2 separate regions of the Homo sapiens genome follow, and region 1 is linked to region 2. The links are chromatin loops, found by intact Hi-C in ENCODE. Cell type or tissue: uterus. All regions are shown on one strand. Region 1 overlaps ALDH4A1 (aldehyde dehydrogenase 4 family member A1). Region 2 overlaps IFFO2 (intermediate filament family orphan 2).

Region 1 (5,000 bases), 56 kb before region 2:
CCTCCCCCGCTCCCATGAAACCCTCCCCAGTGCCCGGCCCACAGGTTGCTCCCTGTTAAGGGTGCTGGTGTACCCGCTATACCATGAGTAAGACATGGCTCCTTCTCCAGAAGGCTCAGAGTCCAGGAGAAAGGCATAGACCCCAGGGTCTTTCCAGGAAAGCACGGACCTTTGTGGTCAGAGAGACATGGGTTCGAATCCTGGCTCTGCCACCTACTAGCTGTGGGGCCCCAGGTAAGCTCACTTCCTTCCCTAAGTCTCTTCATCTAGGAAATGGGGACTGCCCTCCCTGTCTCTTAGCATGGACAGGAGAACCAAAGGGGATCATGGATGAAAATTCTTTGGTCCAGTATGAGGCTGCGACTATGGGCAACAAAACCAGGTGAGGCCCAAAAGAATGCACCGGTGTTGTGACATGCTTGGGACTTCCGCCCTGCCCCGAAGCCATCATGGACAGAGCAATTGTTTCCTAAGCCCCAGATTTACTAATCTAAATAGGAAGATCCTCAACAAACATTTATAAACACAACCTGGTGTTGGTCCAAACCGCACCATTTTGTCAGCTCCCCGCTATTTTGCAGACCTCGGGCCAAGTGAAACATTTCACAGGAGCTCAGGCCATGAGAACCATCCGGCTCAGCCGCCTGACCGCAAGGCGGACGAAGGCCCACCTAAAGAAACTTCCCTGTTGGCCGGGCGCGGTGGCTCACACCTGTGATCCCAGCACTTTGGGAGGCCAAGGCGGGCGGATCACAAGGTCAGGAGATCGAGACCATCCTGGCTAACATGGTGAAACCCTCTCTCTACTAAAAATACAAAAAATTAGCTGGGCGTGGTGGCGGATGCCTGTAATCCCAGCTACTGGGGAGGCTGAGGCAGGAGAATGGCATGAACCTGGGAGGCGGAGCTTGCAGTGAGCCGAGATCGCACCACTGCACTCCAGCCTGGGCGACAGAGCGAGACTCCGTCTCAGAAAAAAAAAAACCATCCCTATCATATCTTGCTGGGTAAAGGTACAAGGAACACCACGATGACATCCCACCGGAGAGGGCCAAACCACCTGATCATAACAACATCTTATCAATATCCTGCCAGGCAGCAAGCCATACTGCCCAGACCCGTCTCACCCATACCGATGAGTACCTCAGCCTGTAAGCAGCGGTGGGCCCTGGCATTAAGCTGGTCCCCCACTTCCTCAGGTTTCTGCAATATACTGGTGTTGCTGTTTCAGCTGCCCTCTCTCTGTGTGTGTGTCTTTCTTTAACCCCTGTCTTCCCTTCAAAACCTAATGCCCGGCAGTGGTGAACGCTAGCATGACCAATGAAGCAGGGAGAAATTTCACTTCTTTCCTTCCTAGGGCTGGCAAGATAGTTTATATCGTAATAGCTGACACTTTTGCTACCTATCCGTCTTCTGGTGGGTTATTGGAGCTTTCCTGTCTAAAAGAGTAGCCACGAGCCACATTTCACATGCTCAACAACCACACGTGGCGGCTCATGGCCGCTGGAACGGACAATGCAGATCTGGAACATTTCTGTCCTCACTGCAGGAAATTCTACTGGCCGGCGCTGGTCTAGGCTTGAGTAGAAAGTGACCATTCTCCTTCATGTTAAAGCTTGGCACAGTCACTCTGTATTCGGGCCACACCTGAGATTGGCCTGTGATGCTTAAGGGCAGAGAAGGTGGCTGCGACCTGGGCCCCAGTGGACTGCAGAACCCCGTCAGCACTATGTCCCGGCAAACATAGATCCTGCCCTCACATGCCCCAGAACCCCAAATGTCTCGTGCCACAGTGATCAGCACATGGCCAGAATCTCCAGCCAGGTCGGCAAGGCAATGTGGGAAATGAAAATCAGCAGTATCCACCCAGGGGCTTATCAGAATGCCGGAGCCTCGCTGCCTGGAAAAATCCCAGCTGCCATGCAGCCTCAGACGCCTGCGGAGCTACAGGTGAGGGCAAGCTCTAGGCAGCTACAGAGACAACCAGGGAGCTGGGTGGCAGGTGCTGCTGTCAGCTGGCACCTGCACACACACCCAGTGACAGACAGAGTGACCTGGCCAATGCCTGCAGACCCCAGGCCATGCTTGGACAGCTCCAGGTAGTCCTGACCCAGCAACTAGAGCTCCAGGACACTGCTGTGGTCAACTCCTGCCCCAGGCTGTCCTGGGAACCTTCAGAGTGGGGGACCTGGGTCCTCCCCCTCAGTCACCCCTCCCCCTGCACACGTCTGCCCAGGGTTTCAGCCGGACAGAGCCAGAATGTGCTTGCCCTGTTTGCAAAAGGGCTGACCTTTTATTCTCCCTCAAATCACAGACCTATGAGTTTCCTGGCCCACGTAAAGTGCATGCCAGTTTCTGGATGGATAAACTCCAAGCATGGGGGCTTCTTAGGCCAATGCCATCTGAGGTGCTCGGGGCCCGGGGCCCAGCTTTTTGTCATTAGCTCCCAAACCCCCTTGGCAAGAAATCTATGAGGAATAACAGAAGATGCTGTGTGGCCCCCTCATGGCCTTTCTTGCCCAGACACAGGATGCCGCTATGGGCTGGATGCAGTGTGGGTGCCGTCCTTTGCTTTGGGAGTTTTACTGGTCCACAGAATTCAAAATCTGGGGTGGGGAGGGGCACTATAAAGGCCTTGAAGTCAGAGCCCACACATTATAAGCTTACGAGCTGTCAGAGAAAGAGGTCACATATTCAGGGGAGGGGCTGAGCTCTGCCCACCCGCTGGACATACCGACACTTGGTACTGCACGTCCGACGTCCACACCTCCTCATCCCCCACCACGCATGGGATGGCTTCCATCCGGCCCTTCAGGTCCTTCAAGGCCTGGGGAGAGGGACAAGAGTGGGTATGGTCACCGCCTTCCTCGCTTCCTCCCATCTAAAACCCTAACGCAGAGTCCACAGACGGAGGTGCCCAGGCAATACAGAAATGAGAAGGGGGCCAGGCCAGGTCGGTGGCCATCAGAGAACATGTGCTGCCCTCGGGGACAGCCGGACTCTGCTCCAGCCATTGTCACCCTGCAGGAAGGTGAGGTCTACCCATGACACAGAGATAAAAAAACTGCACCTGAAACTTATATGAAATCTCATGATTTTTAAAATGCTGGCAATTAACTGGAAAACATGTTTAACTATAAAACAACTAGGTTTATGACATCTGACCTGGCCTGAGAAGCCCCAGAGTAGCTCCAGGCTGCCACCTTGGTCCTCCCAGCTGTTCCCACACTCCAGACCCACAGCCCTCCCAGGCTTCCACCCAAGGCTGGGAGCAAGGGTAGAAGCGGGTGATGGCTGCAGGCACGGGGCGCTATCTCAGGGCTGCTGGGGATGGCCTCTGCTCCATGCCCTGCACCTCTCGGGTGCCTCCCACCCTCCCATTACCTTTTGCAGGGCATCTCGCTCAGGGCTGCCCTGCGTGAAGGCTAAGACGGGCTCGTTGGCCACCTTCAGGGAGGAGGTGTGCTTCCACCGCAGGCTGGAACACAAGGGCAGGGGACAGAGGCAGAGAGGTCAGCAGCGGCCCCACCACCAGACCCCAGCCCCTCTACCTCCGACAGGGGGTCCTAGGTGGGCACCCAGAGCCTGAAATCCAATGCAACTAGAAAGTGGGGGGTCAAAACCCCACCTTGGGCTGGGCATGGTGGCTCACACCTGTAATCCCAGCACTTTGGGAGACCAAGGCGGGCAAATCACTTGAGGTCAGGAGTTCGAGACCAGCCTGGCCAACACGGTGAAATCCCGTCTCTACTAAAAATATTTTAAACGTTAGCCAGGTGTGGTGGCATGTGTGCCTGTAGTCTGAGCTACTCAGGAGGCTGAGGCAAGAGAATTGCTTGAACCCAGGAGGCAGAGGTTGCAGTGAGCCGAGATCGTGCCACTGCACTCCAGCCTGGGTGAGAGAGCGAAAAACTCCATCTCAAAACAACAACAAAAACCCACCTTGGGGGTCCACAACCCAAGGTTCAAGTCCCAGTCCCACGGTTGTGTGTCCTTGAGCCTGTGAGTTGCCTCCTGTGAACGTGGTTCTACGTCTATCAAGTAAGAATAATCGCACCGAACTCACGCGGTTGTTTGAAGTTTAAACACACAGATGCAAAACCACGTTGAAGTATTTTCCACATGCAAAGCGTTACTCTCCCTTTCTTCTCCCACAAGGCAGGCTTTATCCCAAAAAGACCCAAACTCCTCTCTCTAAGCTGAAAGGGCAGCACATTCCAGAACACAGTCTCAGAATGTGAACCAGCTGAGATCCCCTTGGCACAAAGGGCTGAGAGCTCTGGCTGGGCAGGAATGTCCAAGATGTGGACCATGAACTTGGAGAGCTGCCCTGAGCTCAGCTCACAGCCCCGGGAGGGCTGGCCCTGGGGGTGAGGTGCCTGATTCCAGGACACTGAGTCTCAAGAACTCCTTGCTCAAATCCTCTGACCTCTTTCCACCACCCCCTACCACATCTGAGGGTCACAAGGTGGGAGGTCAGGTGGCTCAAAGCTAGGACGCTGGGGTCAGTCATTCCAGAGCTGGAGCCTCAGCCCTGCCACCTCCCAGCTGTGGGGCTTCCCCTTCAGGCCTGTTTCCCCCTCTGTAAATGAGAAGAATGATGATGACAAAGTCAACTAATGCCCAAAGGGCACTTGAAATTGACAAACTTCCCATCTACCGTGGCATAGGACGGGCCTCACCAGCCACCTCTCTACAGAAATAAGGTCATTTTGGTCCTAAAAGGAAAATGACTAGTTCAAGATCAAGAGTAGGGGAAACCTGCACTTGAGTCCAGAAGGCCCAGATACCATCTCTCTCTGGTGTCAATGGCCCCAGACAACCCGAACAGCTGGAAGTGCACAGGTGGGGTTCACTGGTCGGCGCAATGAGGGAAAACACACAGCGTAGGGAACCACAGGGCATCTCAGTAAGATGCTGTTAGGAAACCCATGGGGTTTGGCAGGGTGACTTGGGGAGGGTTTAAGGAAGCCACGGTTAGCTCTGGATTGGCTGCCATC
Region 2 (5,000 bases):
TGCCTCTGCCTCCCAAGTAGCTGGGATTACAGGCTCGTGCCACCACACCCGGCAAATTTAAGTCCTGATGTTTTAAATGCTAATATTTTATTTAAAGGTAAGTGTGAAACCAACAGCAATGTAATATTAAGACTCAGCCAGCCATGGTGGCTCACATCTGTAAGCCCAGTACTTTGGGAGGCCAAGGCAGGAGGATCACTTGAGGCCAGGAGTTCAAGACCAGCCCCGGCAACATAGCGAGACCCCTATCTCAACAAAAATTATTTTTTTTAAAAAAAAATTAGCTGGGTGTAGTGGTGTGTGTCTGAAGTCCTAGCTCCTCGGGAGGCTGAGGCAGGAGGATTGCTTGTGCCTAAGGAGTTGAAGGATGCAGCAAGCAGTGACTATTCAACAGCACTCCAGGCAGGGCAACAGAGCAAGACCCTGTCTTAAAAAAAATGTCTTTCCATATAAAAACATGTGCAAATCCCAAAGTACTATTTGTCAGGCCACATGCCCAGACAAGGAGCCCTGGAAACATGGTCTTTATGGGGAATGAAAGATCAGCCTCTACGGTTCACCCAACTCCAACATTCTAGGCAAAGTTCTCAAGACTTCCAGCTCCAGGGCTTAACCCAGAGATAAGGAGACAGGGCAGCCTTTCCTGAATCAGGCTCACCAACACCCTGTGGGTATCATCATCCCATCCCATCCCATACAAAAGGAAAACGAGGCACAGAGAAATGGTGCAGCCAAGCACAGGGCTGGCAGATCGGGAAGGCAGATCAGTGTCAGCATCCCAAGACCTCAAAACCAGGCCAGAGGCTGGAGAAGTGCCTTTTGCGACATGGAGACAAACCCCACGGGCAACCTCAGATGTCTCTTTTGTAGGTGGAGGGAGCTTCATCCACAGCGCCAGGGACCCAGATGTCTGGTCAAGGAGCAGGGCCCTGTCTCTGCGGACCCCACTGTACAGGCTCCGAGTCATGCCTTTGGCAGTTGCTTCTCTGCTCCAAGTGCTCTGTCCTCTGGGAGTTTTCCAAACCCCTCCTGAAAGTGCCAGCAGCCCCCAGAGGGAGCCCTGAGCTCAAGGGTTTAAGGGGAGTCCTGTGGAGGGGACAGGGTGAAAATACCTGGGTTCCGGCCCCTGCTCTGTTGCGTGACCTCAAGGTAGCTGCTCTCCTTCGCTGGGCCTCAGTTTTCTCATCTATAAAATGGTCGTGAATATGCAAATAGGGGTGAGAGAGAAATAGAAACCACTACAGAATGGCTGAAGGTCGCTTTGAAAGACAGAAGGCATAGCTAACTTGGTTGGGATGTCAGGGAATGATTTTGCCTGGAAGCAGGAGGATGGATGAGATGAGCTTGAAGGGTACCTCAAGTCCTCTGGGGCATCCAGGGGATGAGAGGAAGTCATAGGTGTGAGGGAGAAGGGACAGCCAGGGCGATCGGGGGCCGGGGCGGGGAGAGGTAAGGGGAGCAGCCAAGCCTCCCCCCAGCCCCAATTCCTGACCTGTGTCTAATCCTAGGCCCTGGACCATAATGGGGGATGGGGAGGCTGAGGGTCTCCAGTGGCCAGCATTGAGCTCCAAACCAGCAGCTTCTCTCTCACTAGGCAGCCTCCCTTGCCCCCCACCATGATGTCAAGACCCTACCCCCAGCCCCATAGTACAAGGGGTCTGCAGGGCCCGCCACAGGCAGGGCAATGACCTTAAGGGCTCCAAATCCAGAGGCTCCAGACCTGTGCTCACATGCGTGTATACACACACACACGTACATACATGCACACTCATGGGCTCACAAGGCCCCAGCAGTAAGAGCCACTCACCAGGGCCCAGCATCTGGCTGAGGGATGGGGGACAGGATGTCCCTCAGAGCCCTGCCCCAAGCAGGATGGGAGTGAGACAGCCAGCCATAAAGAGTAGAGATCAAAACAAGAAAGAAAGGAAAGAGGGAGAGGAAAGGAGAGCAAGACAGAAAATGAGAGCCAAGAAGAGCATGAGGAGGGAGGAGGGGACAAGACAGGGCAGAAGCAAGCACAGGACAGGCCAAGTTCTGGCAGTGCCAGGCTCAAGCCCGGGCACCAGGAGCAGCTCCACACTGTTCTGCACAGCAGCTCAACTCCAGGCCCTTGTACACGCTGTCCTCTCTATCTGGAACACCCTCTCTCCTTCTCTTCCACTCTTACTGAACCTTCCAGATACAACCTAGGTGATGTCACCTCCAGGAAACCTTTCTTGACTGGCCCTGAACTGGCTTGGGTACCTTCCAGAATCCCTGGGTTTTGGGCACCCTAGGGTCTCACCAGTGTCCCACCCAGACCTCCGAGACTCTCTGGTCGTGACTTTGCAACAAGCTTTCCCTAAATCTTCCACTACCACCCCCCAAGATGGCCTTCTGCCTATTGCCACAGTGGGCCAGGAGCAAAACGGGGGTGCCAACGGGCCCTGGGAAGATGGGCTGACCCTATACAGAGAGGAGCCTGTCTGCTGGGGAACTTCACAAGATCTACTTAGACCAGTAGCTCTTCCCCTCCCCCAAGACAGCAAACAGGCGGCAGTGAGCCAAGAACCGTCTTAAATAACTCAAGTAATAAAGATAGCCAATTAAGAGGGCGGAAGGCGCTGTCTCCGCTGCAGGGGCCTCTCTCCATCGAGCAGCAGATGAGCAGGGTCTGTGTGAACACACATCCCAGAGTCGGAGCACGCAGGCCAGAGGGCGCTGAGCAAGCATCTCAGAGACAGCTCAGAGACAGGCCCCACCCCCAGCACAGCCACATGGAGGGGCTTCTGCCAGGGCCAAGGCCCAAACGCCATTCGATTCCTGCCCAGCTCCTCTCCCCAGAACCCCCAGCCTTATTTAGTGATTTTTGCCACAGCAGCCAGAATCGGAGCACCATCATCGCACTTGCCATCCACGCAACATGACCATTCCCATTTCCAGATAAGAAACGGAGGCTCAGAGAGGCACAGTGACTCTCCCAAGGTCTCAGAGCTGACAGGCAGCAGAAATAAACCCTGCAGGTTCCTCTCTTCCCAGCTTTTGGGTTCCACACAAACGTTCTGCTCTAAGCTGTCTAACATAGCAGGTTTCTGTCCAACCTCCCGTCCCAGGATCTAGGGGAGGTGTGAATGTAAAGGCAAGAGAGGACAAGGCATTGCATGGAGCTTCAAGGAGCTTCAGCCTGCATGGGAAGTTGGAAAAGAAACCGCAGTGTGGGTAGAGCTCAGGGCTCCCAAGGATTTGGTCCCCACAGGCACTCCGCTTGCCAGTTTACAAAGTGCTCCACGGGTATCATTTTAGACAGCCCTCCAAACAGCCTCATGAGGTCAGATTTATTACTTCCATTTCATAGAAGTGAAAACTGAGGCTCAAGCAGGGAAGCTACTTGCAATGGGCACGGCCCTTTCTGGTACTACACAGGTTTAAGGTTGGAACTGGAACCTGACTTCCTGCGGTCAGATCTGGGCTTGCCACTTTCTTTTTTTTTTTTTTTTTTTTTTTGAGATGGAGGCTCACTCTGTTGCCCAGGCTGGAGTGCAGTGGCGAGATCTCGGTTCACTGCAACCTCCGCCCTCCAAGTTCAAGCCATTCTCCTGCCTCAGCTTCCTGAGTAGCTGGGATTACAGGTGCCTGCCACCATGCCCGGCTAATTTTTTTGTATTTTTTTTGTAGAGACAGGGTTTCACCATCTTGGCCAGGCTGGTCTTGAACTCCTGACCTCATGATCTACCCGCCTCGGCCTCCTAAAGTGCTGGGATTACAGGCATGAGCTACCGCACCGGGCCTGGGCTTGCCACTTTCAAGGTGTCTTGGCCCAGTTCCCTCCCCTGCCTCTGTGGCTCAGTTTTAGCATCTCTAAAATGGGCTAATGATAGCACCCAACTCACAGGGTTATTACAGCTTCCATGAATTAAATGTTTGCAAACCACTTTGAATGAAGCCTGGCAAAGAGTAAATGTTGTATAAATATTTAATGAAATTCATTAACTAACACATGTTTATTGTGTTCCTACTATCCGCAAGCACTGTTGGAGAAGGTACTGGGCACATGCTGTTGTCACATGATGCTGCCACATGGCATGACACATTTGTCTATGTCCCCAGATTCTGAGTTCTCGAGGGCAGGGGCCTGGCCCACGGTGGGTACTCAGCCACTGTTCTGAAACCACCACCACTTTGGCTTCTCAGACATCCACACCCAGCAGTCTCATCTTCCCCAACAAGAGGCACCAAACGATTGTAACAACTTCCCTGTTCCCTGGCAAAGTTCACAGCACTGACTGAAAGCAAAAGCTAGGGATACTCCAGCCCAGGGCGGAGGCGAGCTCCCAAACAGCCACCAGAATGCCCGAGGCCCTCTGCTGCTGGTGATCCGTGGATGAGAACCTCGGGCTGGCTGTGCCCTGAGGACACTCAGGGGCCGGGCAAGATAAATGGAGCATTAATTGAGAGCCTGAGATCCACAGCCTGCCCCAGCTTTGCTAGGCAACATTTCACAGAAATGAAAACTGAGGCTCACAGCAGGAAAGCGGCTTGCAATGGGCATGGCCCTTTCTGGGTACAGCACAGGATAAAGGTTGGATCTGGAGCCTGACTTCCAAGTTACTTCTCCTCTCTGAGCCTCGGTTTCCATCCTGCAGTGCCACCACCGGGTTTAAATGAGACCGCGTGGAAATCACCAGACGGGTCATAATATGTGTTCCCTGTTCCCCAACTCCTCCCCTGCCAGCCCTGCCAGCCCCCATTGAGACCTTCTCCAAAGAGCAGGGGCCTGGACAGGCCTGCTACAGTGGCCCGGGAGCCTCATCTGCCTGCTACTGCCAGTGATTCATTTGCTTCTCAAGAAATAATTTCTGTAAAGTGACAGCAGGGAGTCTTCCCAGCGCAGCAGCCGCCTCCTATTCTGCCACCCGCCATGGCAATATTGTGACAGGTGCTGGGGAGACCCCGTGCCTCCTGCCTGCCTCCTCACCCTGAGCCAGCCTTTGGCAACCTCCAGGGGCATGGGACAAGGCCAC

What was found. Hi-C counts contacts between places; a loop is a spot of excess contacts. Peaks named below come from ENCODE experiments on the same cell type or tissue, not always from the same donor. Only the 100,000 strongest peaks of a DNase experiment are listed, where the experiment ranks them.
Region 1: a loop joins it to region 2, with 7 times the contacts of the local background. A loop is called at or near these places in 1 of 110 quality-filtered maps.

The regions. Positions count from the first base shown.
Region 1 is chr1:18,886,628-18,891,627 of GRCh38, forward strand. It overlaps ALDH4A1 (aldehyde dehydrogenase 4 family member A1), which reads right to left. Exons shown (of 15, transcript NM_003748.4): 2 at 3,385-3,478; 3 at 2,735-2,827. Among named protein-coding and RNA genes, the nearest start is that of MIR4695, 5.9 kb to the left of the region's middle. In uterus, no CTCF peak of the experiment used is centred here; no DNase peak of the experiment used is centred here.
Region 2 is chr1:18,942,950-18,947,949 of GRCh38, forward strand. All of the region lies in intron 1 of IFFO2 (intermediate filament family orphan 2), which reads right to left. Among named protein-coding and RNA genes, the nearest start is that of IFFO2, 11 kb to the right of the region's middle. RefSeq lists an enhancer at 1,205-1,254. In uterus, no CTCF peak of the experiment used is centred here; a DNase peak (open chromatin) is centred at 2,552; H3K27ac peaks cover 1,291 bases.